Linked DNA regions of Homo sapiens: regions 1 and 2 are each linked to region 3. Evidence: chromatin contacts called from ENCODE Hi-C or POLR2A ChIA-PET data. All regions are on one chromosome and are shown on one strand. Each heading gives the region's core, a stretch centred on a gene start or an enhancer-like site at or near the end of the contact. The rest is flanking DNA. Distances are from core to core; before and after follow the strand shown.

Region 1 (3,304 bases), core at 422-2,921, 670 kb after region 3:
GAGCTAACATTCACAGTATAATCTAGTTTATAAAGTATTTTCACTTAACATTACTTATGTCTTCATTCAGCAAATATTTACTTAGTATCTACTATGCAGCAGGCCTGTGCTTGGCACAAGGAATATAATGATGAAAAAAACCCAGACGGTGGGATCCTCTTATATAATTTTTGCAATAATCCTGTGAAATAGACAGGGGAGAAATTAGCTACATTTTTGCAGAGAGAGAAAAAGAAACTTAATGAAGTTTTGTAGCGAGCCTGACACAAGATTAGGCTTGTTCACCCCTTTCCACTACATCAAGGTGCCTTCAATACTGCTCAATACAAGCGATTAAAAGTAAAAACTTTCAGGTGCCTGCACCCTGAAAACTTCCCAAATACCATCCACGAAGCAACTTAGGTAGCCAAAAGCAGGTTCTGTTTGACTTGAGCGACAGTCTCCTTTCTGTCACTCTCTTCAAGTCTTTTGACCAATTCAATGAGGAGAGCATAGGCTCTGTCGACTGTCTGCATTTTGGTCTCCAATTTGACTGCGGTGCAGCTTTGGACAACTCACAACCTCTCTGAACCTCAGATCCCATCTCTAAAATGGGTGTGATAATAATAGAAACCACCTTACAAGGCCGTTGTTTGGATTACATGAGGTAATCCACGGGGAACATTTAGCAAATGTTGTTTCCTTAGCACCCAATCTAGTCTTTGACCCCACACCACCCCATCCCATTACCGTTTTCTCCCCCATAGCTCTTCTGTCCAAAACGGCCTTTTTAGCTTATTTTATTATCTTTCTCCCCCATTAGGCTATAAACTCCATGACAGCAGAGACTATGTTTTCTTATCCACTATTCCAACTCCTGTCCTTAGTACAATGCCTGGCATATTTTAATAAATAACTGTTGAACGAATAAAGCTTAATAAATAGGAAAACAGTTTAGGTTTCAATACACCGATATGCAAAAGAGAAGAATATTTACCGCTCAGAGAAGTCCAAAAGACACAAATGCAATTGGACAGCTCTTGGTAATACCGGAAAGGTGCTTGAGAAACTCTAAAAGGTGTATCACGAGGTCGCGTTACAACTACTAGTGAGAGTGGCTGAAGCCCTAGACATTGTCAACCCTGAGACTACACCCTATGTGTTGCTAAAAGGCCGAGGAGAATGCAAAACGGCCGGGGAGGGGGGAGTGTGTTGCAAAAACACCCGCCCCTTTCCTTCTCTCTTAACCTTCCAGCTGTGCACTTCACTCCTGGAGGGCCCCACCAGGGGTCAGACAGGGGCGGGCGGGGAGCCAAATGCCCTCGAAGGGGAACAGCGGCGCCAACAGTGACAGTAGTGAATGGACCCGAAAGGGAGACAAGCCAACTCTTTCGTGGGGGGCCCAACTGGCGCGTCCCAGTTAGCTAACCTCCCCTCTCCACCACCATCCCACCAGCAATAGGCGGGGAAAGAGGGGACACTGTCCTCCGTCCCGCCCCGCTGGCCTCGGAGCAGAGCCTGCCGGGGTCTGGTCGCAGGACTGTCTGCAAACTCACCTCTGCCGCCGGCTCCACCTCCGCTCACATTCCGGCCCCGCCGCCTTCCCCCCGCCCCCCCCAGGCCCTTTGTTTTGATTCCCGACTCCGCAGCTCCCGCCGCCGCCGCCAAGCGCACCCTTCACTTCCGCTTCCGCACCGCACCGCCCCTGTCGCAAAACCGACGCCCTTCTCTCCTCTTCGCCCCGCCCCTTCCTCGCCCCGCCTCCGCCGCCGCGTCCTGTCCGCGCGGGGCATGCTGGGAACCCCGGGGGGGGCGGGGCCTCGCGGCCCTGCAGCCTCGTCAGGCTCAGTCCCCTCCCGATAAACCCCTAAATAGGGACTTTCCCGGGGGGTGACCCTGGCTTTTTTGGCGAAAACCCCCAGTTTAAGGAGGCCTTCCCCCTGGCTTCACGTTGTGGAGTCGAAAGGAACCTTGAAGCGGAGAATGAGCTCGTGACGTGGACCCGAGGAAAAAACCTGCCAACCAGGATTTAATAGAATTCAGCTCTTTCAGGCTTTGGAGGGAAGGCGATTTGAACGGGATTTCAATGAAAAACCCTGTCCCTTCGGCTTTTTTTTTTTCCTCTCTCGGGTCTCGTCACGTGATGGTCCTACTTTATTTTTAAAAATTAAATGGCGCATATTCCCCAGCATCCTAAATCTAGTGCAACCTAGTGGCAAGTGGAGAAAAAAATAACTGCCAACCTGGCTTCCTACGAGGTCCCCCGGAGTTCTCGCAAAGTTGCGACCCAGTTGGCAAAAATACAGTGTGTGCAAAGACTCAACTGGACATTGCCACCAAGAATCAAGAGATTTTTGGGGACTTTAGCAAGAAAACGTTATTTTTAAAAGCCCTGCTCCAAAGCTGGTTACAAATGAATACTGCGTTTCCAGTGACAGGTTGGGCGAGCAGAAAGGAAATCTTACGGTTAGTTTCAAACACTTTGTGTTTTAGGTGGCCAGATATGCTGTGTGGTTTGCTTTAAAAAAAAAAATAGCGCCCCACAATCTTCACGTTTCCCTGGAATAAAAAAAAATTTAAGACTCAGCAAAAGGGTGATTTCTGAAACTACCAGCTGATTACTATTTTCTGTTGCAAATTAGGAAAAAAGCAAAGCACATATTGTGTAAGTTAAATCTAGACACGATTTAGGATGTGCTAGCTGCTAGCTAAATGCTACCTTAGGAGTTTATTTTTAAAGTTTGCCCAGAAACAAGTTGACTTTGCAAAAGAATCAGTAAGTCGAAATTGCCAAACGAGAATATTTTGCCCAAAAAAATCCTTACTGGGAGGTTATTTCAATAGGCAATCCCCATTACGTGGGGATTAACACATCCCTGTAAACATCCCTGTAGACGGGTATTGTGGAGGGCAGGATCAGACATGTAGCTGAAGAATCCTTTGTGCCTGTATTTAATTTTCCAGAAGGCAGATGACAAGCACACATCCTCTCCCTGCGTAGGTATTTATTACTGCTGACTAAATCTTGACTGTGGGCTGGGCGCAGTGGCTCAGGCCTGTATTCCCAATACTTTGAGAGGCTACGGAGGGAGGATCTCTTGAGCCTACAAATTTGAGACTAGACTGGGAAACGGTGAAACCCTATCACTATTTAGAAAAGAAAGAAAAAGAAAAAAATCTTCATTATGTCTGTGTATAGGTAGTATTTTCCAAGTGGAGATTAGAATAGATGAAAAACCCGTTTCTAGCGTTTTGGCTTTTTTCAAAGTACCAAACAAATACGCTACTCTTCAGAGGTGTTTTTTCCCCATTTTATTTCAGTTGA
Region 2 (3,332 bases), core at 355-2,854, 910 kb after region 3:
AGCTATCTTCCTGTTTCAGCCTGTGGGGTAGCTGGAACTACCACAGGCCACTATGCCCGGCTCTTTTTTTTAATTTTTATTTTTTAAATAAAGATGGGGTCTCACCATGTTGGCCAGGCTGGTCTTAAACTTCTGGGCTCAAGCGATCCTCCCAAAGTGTTAGGATTACAGGCATGAGCCACTGTGCTTGGCCCATTCCAAGTGTACCTTTAAATCCTCTGAAAATGTATGCAATATTACATGTGATGTGTATTTCCCTGGGAACAGCATCTGTAGACTCGTGAAGTCTGTTCTTGTGGACAGATGCATGCCTGTTCTGTTTTATGATTGTTCACCAGCCCTGTCCCCAAATACACACTTTTATACACGTCTCCTCCCTAAAATATCTAAGAATTACTAGTTTAAACCCTGGGTTCCCTGCAAAGTGGAACTGGTTTTATTTTTTGGACAGCAATCTTGCTCAGTGATTAAGACCTGGCGCTCCAGTGCGTCACAACTAGGTTCCCATGCTGTGTCTCTTTCCAGTGAAATCACTTTGAGCTATTTCACTTCTCAGTACCTCGTTTCCCAGTCTATGAAATGGGCATAGGGTTGTTACAATCAGGTAACACACAGGCTGAGTTGAGTAGTGCCTGACACATGAGGCTCAATGATAACTATTATTACTATTACTTGTCTGGACATTTGCTTCAAAGTAAACAGCGTACAAATGTCATTAATGACTCAAACATAACTAGCTTAGAGTATCTTTTCCTGAAAAGACAGGAGAATGGCCAGGCCAGCAAACTTTTTGCCTCTAGTTTCTTCTGATGAAAAAGGGGCCAGGCGCTCACACCTGTAATCCCAGCACTTTGAGGGGGCCAAGGCAGGAGGATAGCTTGAGACCAGGAGTTCGACAGTAAGACCCCGTGTCTACAAAAAATACAAAAATTAGCCGGGCGTAGTGAAGAGCCCCTGTATTCCCACCTGCTCTGGAAGCTGAGGTGGGAGGATAGCTGGAGTCCCGGAGTTCGAAGCTGCAGTGAGCTGTGATCGCGCTACTGCACTCCAGCCTGGGCGACAGAGAGACCCTCTCTTTAAAAAAAAAAAAAAAAAGCAAGGAGGGGAGGGCTACTTAACAGGTTGTTGTAAGGACCCAACGAGACAACCAAGCAAATTGTTTAGGGCAGTGCCTAACCCAATAGGGGTTGTGGGAATTGTAGTCATCAGCCCTGAGTGCCAAGCCTGGTCCAAGTCCTCCAGCCCCCGGCAGGGTCCAAGAAGATGAGCCAGGGGCCCAAGATGCAGGCCTGTAGGCCTCTTAGATGCCTGAAGATTACGCAACTCCTCCTTTAGCTCCAAACTGGCTTAAAACTCGCCAGTGGGCAACCTCTTCCCCATAAGAGCTCCCCGCGCACGGGCCAAGACAGCAGCCAGACGCTCCCCGCAGGCCCTCACACCGAAGAATGACGCCTGTAAAAGCCAACCCATGTGTTCCGCGCGCTCTCCTCCCATCCCATCCTTTCCACAAGATGAAGGCCCGACGCTTCCCATGTGGAGGCCTCCCTGCTCGCACTCACCAGCCTTCAACTCTGCCACAGTCGCCATTTTTCAACGGCCGCCAGGGCCGCACCGCGGCCCTGCGCACGCGCAGCTCCGCCCCACTCACCCTGCGGCGTGGTCTGTAGCCAATAGGCGCACAGCTCTCGCCCCGCCCACTTCCGCCCCTCTCAGTTTATGAGCTCTGCGGTTGAGTGGGTAGTGAATGTCGACCAGAGACTCCACCAATCAGCGAGCGCTCTCGGAAGGCCCAGTTGAGTGAGACGGCAGGGAGGGCGGGGACTGAGGCAGTGGAGAGCCCTGTGGGGTGCTGCTGGCACCTTAGTGCTTAACTTTAGCCAGCTGAGTTTTTCATTGTCTCTGCAGCCTCAAGTACCAACTGCTAGTAGTTACCACCTATTAACCCTGCGGTTCTCAAACTTGAGCATGAATCCTCATCACCTCCAAGACTTGTTTAAACGGATTGTTTGCTAGTCCTCCCCATAGAGTTTCTGATTCTGTAAATCTGGGGTGAGGCCCTAGGATTTGCATTTCTATCGAGTTCCCAGGTGGTACTGGTACTGCTGGTCGGTCTGGAGATCACACCTCGAGAACCACTGTATTAAGCACTTACTGTGACGCCTTAGCGCATTATTTCCTTATGATCACGCCGTTTTTACAATGAAGGAAACAGAGTCCTCCATCGCTGAAGAGACTTAACCAAGGTCACCAGCCTGTCCTCTTCCACTCGCACTTACACAGTGCATGTAAGGAGTCCAGGAGCTTTTTATGGAACTAACTAATGAAGGAATAAGCTCCAACATCCCATGGAAGTAAAGGAAAAGGAACAGGGGAATAATGTACCCTAAACTGAGTGTGAGGTTGCATGATTCCAGTTGTAATGCCGGTGAGATCCAAACACTTGGCTAAATAATAAACATCGATTAGACGTACACCTAAGAGTGGCCGGGCGCGGTGGCTCACGCCTGTAATCCCAGCACTTTGGGAGGCCGAGGCGGGCGGATCCCGAGGTCAGGAGATCGAGACCATCCTGGCTAACACGGTGAAACCCTGTCTCTACTAAAAATACAAAAAATTAGCCGGGCGTGCTGGCGGGCGCCTGTACTCCCAGCTACTCGGGAGGCTGAGGCAGGAGAATGGCGTGAACCCGGGAGGTGGAGCTTGCAGTGAGCCGAGATGGCACCACTGCACTCCAGCCTGGGCGACAGAGTGAGACTCCGTCTCAAAAAAAAAAAAAAAAAAGTACACCTAAGAGCTGCCAGGGCACGGTGGTTTACGCCTGGAATCCCAGCACTTTGGGAGACTGAGGTAAGGAGTTCGAGAACAGCCTGGCCAGCCTGGTGAAACCCCCTCTGTACTAAAAAAAAAGTACAAAAATTAGCCGGGCGTGGTAGCAGGAGCCTGTAATCCCAGCTACTTGGGAGGCTGAGGCACAAGAATCGCTTGAACCTGGGAGGCAGAGGTTGCAGTGAGATGAGATCGCGCTACTGCACTCCAACCTGGACGACAGAGCGAGACACCGCCTCAAAAAAAAAAAAAAAAAAAAACCACCTAAGAGCAAGGAAACCTCTTTCCGAGGAACTTCCAGCATACTTTTGGTTCCATGCCTATTGTTTTTAAAACTGATACATTGGCCAGGTGCGGTGGCTCATCCCTGTAATCCCAGCACTTTGGGAGGACGAGGAGGGAGGATTGCTTAAGCTCGGGAGTTTGAGATCAGCCTGGGCAATGCAAGACCCCATCTCTCCAAAATAAATACAAAAAATTAGCCGGGCATGGTGGTGCATGCCTGT
Region 3 (3,127 bases), core at 508-3,007:
GCAGTCAATAAATGTTTGGCTAAATATAATAAATAATACGGTTGATTATTTCCACTTTTTCATGTTGGGTTTTCAAAGTCTACTTTTAAAACAGTAAAGTTAACTTTTCTCTCTAGTATTTGTTTTGTAGAATCTATTATACTTTGTAATGTAATCCACAGAAACTTGGAGGTGACTTTAGTAAAATTTACTAGTTTTGAATGATACCCATGCTGAGGTGCTCAGAGGTGAAATGTACTAACATATATCGATGGATGGATATATGGATGCATATGTGATTAAAGCAAATATAGGGAAAATTAACTGTAGAATCTAGGTAGTGGGTATATGGTTGTTCACTGTACAACTGTTTAAACTTTTCTACGTTTGAAAAATTTCATAACACGTTGGAAAAGTGACTTGTTTTGCTCAAGCAGGGGTACATTCAATCTTCAATTCTTGAAAGACATAAATCTATCTTTCCTTCTGTTTGGAAAGCTCTTTAGAGAGTCAGAATAATCCCCACAGTACAGTCTAAACCAGCACACAAGGGTTTTTTGGTAGAAAATAATTTTATTAACATAACCAGGCAATTTACCAAATACAACGTAGATAGCTCAAAACATGGAGTTACTGCGCTGAAAATGTGACCCTGTTTACACAGATTTCGGGACGAAGAGTATAAAACAGGAGAGAAAAGGAGTAAGATTGTGGTTGTAGCGTCATCGCAGAGGTGAAGTGTTCCATTGATTGCCACTGTGGTAGTCTATATCAGTTTCCCACATTAAGGTGGGAGGAATCTACTAAGCAAATGTACGCCCTCCCCATTCGTTCGAAACACATTGCAGTAAAATTGCAAAAGTGGCCGGGCGTGGTAGCTCATGCCTGTAATCCCAGCACTTGGGGAAGCTGAGACGGGAAGATCGCCTGAGGCCAGGAGTTTGAAGCCAGCTTGGGTAACATAGTGAGACACCCCTACCTTCTCTATTAAAATGAGATTTTAATTTTTTTTCTCTTCAGTTCATCGGTTAACAAGATAAAAAAATTAATAAAAAATTAACTTTTTAAAACATTTAAAGTAAAGTAGGAGTGGAAGCAGTATGTGGACTCATGGGGCTTGGGTCTGAATCCTACCTAGATCGGCACTGCGAAATGGGGATAATGATCTCCTAGAGCTGCTGAAATAGGAAAATGGAAGAACAGCAGCTGATGTATTAATATTATCATTATTACTACTACCCATTACCTGACAAGTGATAATTGTGACATGAAAGAGGCTGGACCGGTTGTTACAACAATTTTTTCCGTCTAGAATTCGGCGGTAAGGTCTGAGACAACACCTCAGCTTAGATCAGTGCCTTCTCTGAACAGCGTTCACTAAGCAGCCCCCAACCCCAAAACCCCCAAGTCCCCGGGCGCCGAGGACGCTGCGAGTCCTGCGCATGCGCAAGGTTGCCCACTCGCTCACCGCCTCCTTGGCGAATGGCCTGTTCCATTCTCGAGGGATGCCGGCGGGAGGTGAGGCGGGAGACTTGGAAGCCTGGGCCCGGAAGTGAGGTGCGTCACTAGTATTTCCAGCCTTTCACTCCATGAATAGTACTTTGTGATTATTATACTTCTACCTTGATGATTGCAACAGGCTGCTGGAAAGAGTTTGGTGAACAATCCACCGGGCATCCTCCCCCCTTCACCTGCGCACGTTAGGGAGGGCCGGCGTGGCGCCCAGGTACGGAATCCCAGAGGGCTCCGCCCAGCGCTACGGGGCCCCGCCCCGCCGCCTCTCAACCATCAGGTTCGGCAGCCCGCGGCGCCGCCTGGCAGCTCCTCCTCTTCTCCGCCCCGCCGGCCGCGGGCGCGGGGGACGTCAGCGCTGCCAGCGTGGAAGGAGCTGCGGGGCGCGGGAGGAGGAAGTAGAGCCCGGGACCGCCAGGCCACCACCGGCCGCCTCAGCCATGGACGCGTCCCTGGAGAAGGTCCGTGCCGGGAGGGGGCGATGGGGACGGTGCTGCGGCCCGGGGCTCCCGCTTCCGAGGCAACTGTTTCCCAGTCGCGAGCTGCCATTGTGACCCGGACAGGGGGACGCGGGCTGACAGGCCCTGCCTGAGGAGGCCTCGCCGGGAGGGCGGCTGGGGCCCGGGCGCGTCACGGGGCCGGGTGTCTCTTGGGTCCCCGTGGGCCGAAGAGGCTGGGCGGGGTTCGGTGGGGGCCGCGACGGGCCCGGAGCCCAGGACTGGGACCGCGGGGCCGACCTTGGGCCCTGCCGAGGTTCCGCGAGTGGCCGGCCTGAGCTCGGCTGGCCCTTTCGGAGGACCGGGAGCTCTCCGTTGGCGGCCCCAGATGCTCCCGGAAAGAAGCCGCAGTTATTTCAGAGCCAGCTGCAAACCTGTAGGTTTTTCTTGGTCTCCGAGTTAGGAATGAAAATTGCCAAAGCAGTGGTTTTCCAACTTCAGCCTGAGTGGGAATCACCTGGGGCCTTTGGTAAAATGCGGAGGTTCAGTCCCGGGGTCAGAACCTCTGGGGGCGGGACCGGGAACTGCGTGTTTAACCGCCACCGCCCCGCTCCCACTCCGCCCCACGCAGGTGATTCTGATGCTGAGCCTGCGATCACCGGGCGAGAACCTCTGAGTTCCAGAAAGGGGTGGGTGTTGCGTAGATTGCGAATTGAGTTTTGGGGATCGCAGCTGCTCCACAACTTCCTGGCTCCCCCATTCCAGTGGCGAGGAGGGATCCCCGAGTCAACTCGAAATCCACTGGTAACAGAGCCTACCTCTGGTTTCCCCTTGGGGGAACGGCAGCGTGGTGTACCAGGCTGACTGCTCTACCATGTGAAACGGATTCTCATTGTCCCAGTGTTAGGGCTTGTAAATGGAAACCAGTTTGGGTTTCTTCACGGATTCCTGCTTTCGGTACCTGACATTCTGCCCTCCCTCAAAGCCCTTCTGTCTGTTCCAGCTTGGGAGTCTGCTTGTCCAATCCAGTGCATACCCGGTTTTTCATGCATGTGGCATTCAGGAGCAATGCTCGTGTTTTAAGACGGCTACATTTTAATTTTGAGCTGGTAGGAATAATATATTTTGTCTTTTTTCAAGGCAGCAGCTGCTGTAGATTTTGTTCACTTGTCACTGGAGAGTTGAAGGCAATAATTGTA

What was found. A loop is a pair of places that touch in the nucleus more often than their neighbours do. ChIA-PET counts read pairs that join two places held with the same protein, here RNA polymerase II (POLR2A). Pooled maps may share reads with other maps.
Region 1: a loop to region 3 is called in a map with no recorded cell type, with 9 times the contacts of the local background. The contact joins the promoter of MARF1 here to the promoter of PDXDC1 in region 3. A Hi-C loop is called at or near these places in 6 of 37 single-sample maps with no recorded cell type and 10 of 50 pooled maps. POLR2A ChIA-PET finds 5 or more read pairs at or near these places in 2 of 52 experiments (A549 and BJ).
Region 2: a loop to region 3 is called in a pooled map, with 6 times the contacts of the local background. The contact joins the promoter of CEP20 here to the promoter of PDXDC1 in region 3. A Hi-C loop is called at or near these places in 4 of 50 pooled maps. POLR2A ChIA-PET finds 5 or more read pairs at or near these places in 2 of 52 experiments (HepG2 and activated CD4-positive, alpha-beta T cell).

What each region holds. Positions count from the first base shown.
Region 1 is chr16:15,641,483-15,644,786 of GRCh38, forward strand. MARF1 (meiosis regulator and mRNA stability factor 1) reads right to left here and starts at 1,672. Exons shown (of 27, transcript NM_014647.4): 1 at 1,536-1,672. It overlaps MIR484 (microRNA 484), which reads left to right and starts at 1,812; the gene lies at 1,812-1,890. It also overlaps a transcript of NDE1 not described here.
Region 2 is chr16:15,886,999-15,890,330 of GRCh38, forward strand. It overlaps CEP20 (centrosomal protein 20), which reads right to left and starts at 1,605. Exons shown (of 5, transcript NM_144600.4): 1 at 1,560-1,605. The coding sequence starts at 1,587.
Region 3 is chr16:14,973,269-14,976,395 of GRCh38, forward strand. PDXDC1 (pyridoxal dependent decarboxylase domain containing 1) reads left to right here and starts at 1,758. Exons shown (of 23, transcript NM_015027.4): 1 at 1,758-1,952. The coding sequence starts at 1,932. RefSeq lists a silencer at 624-918 and an enhancer at 1,076-1,839.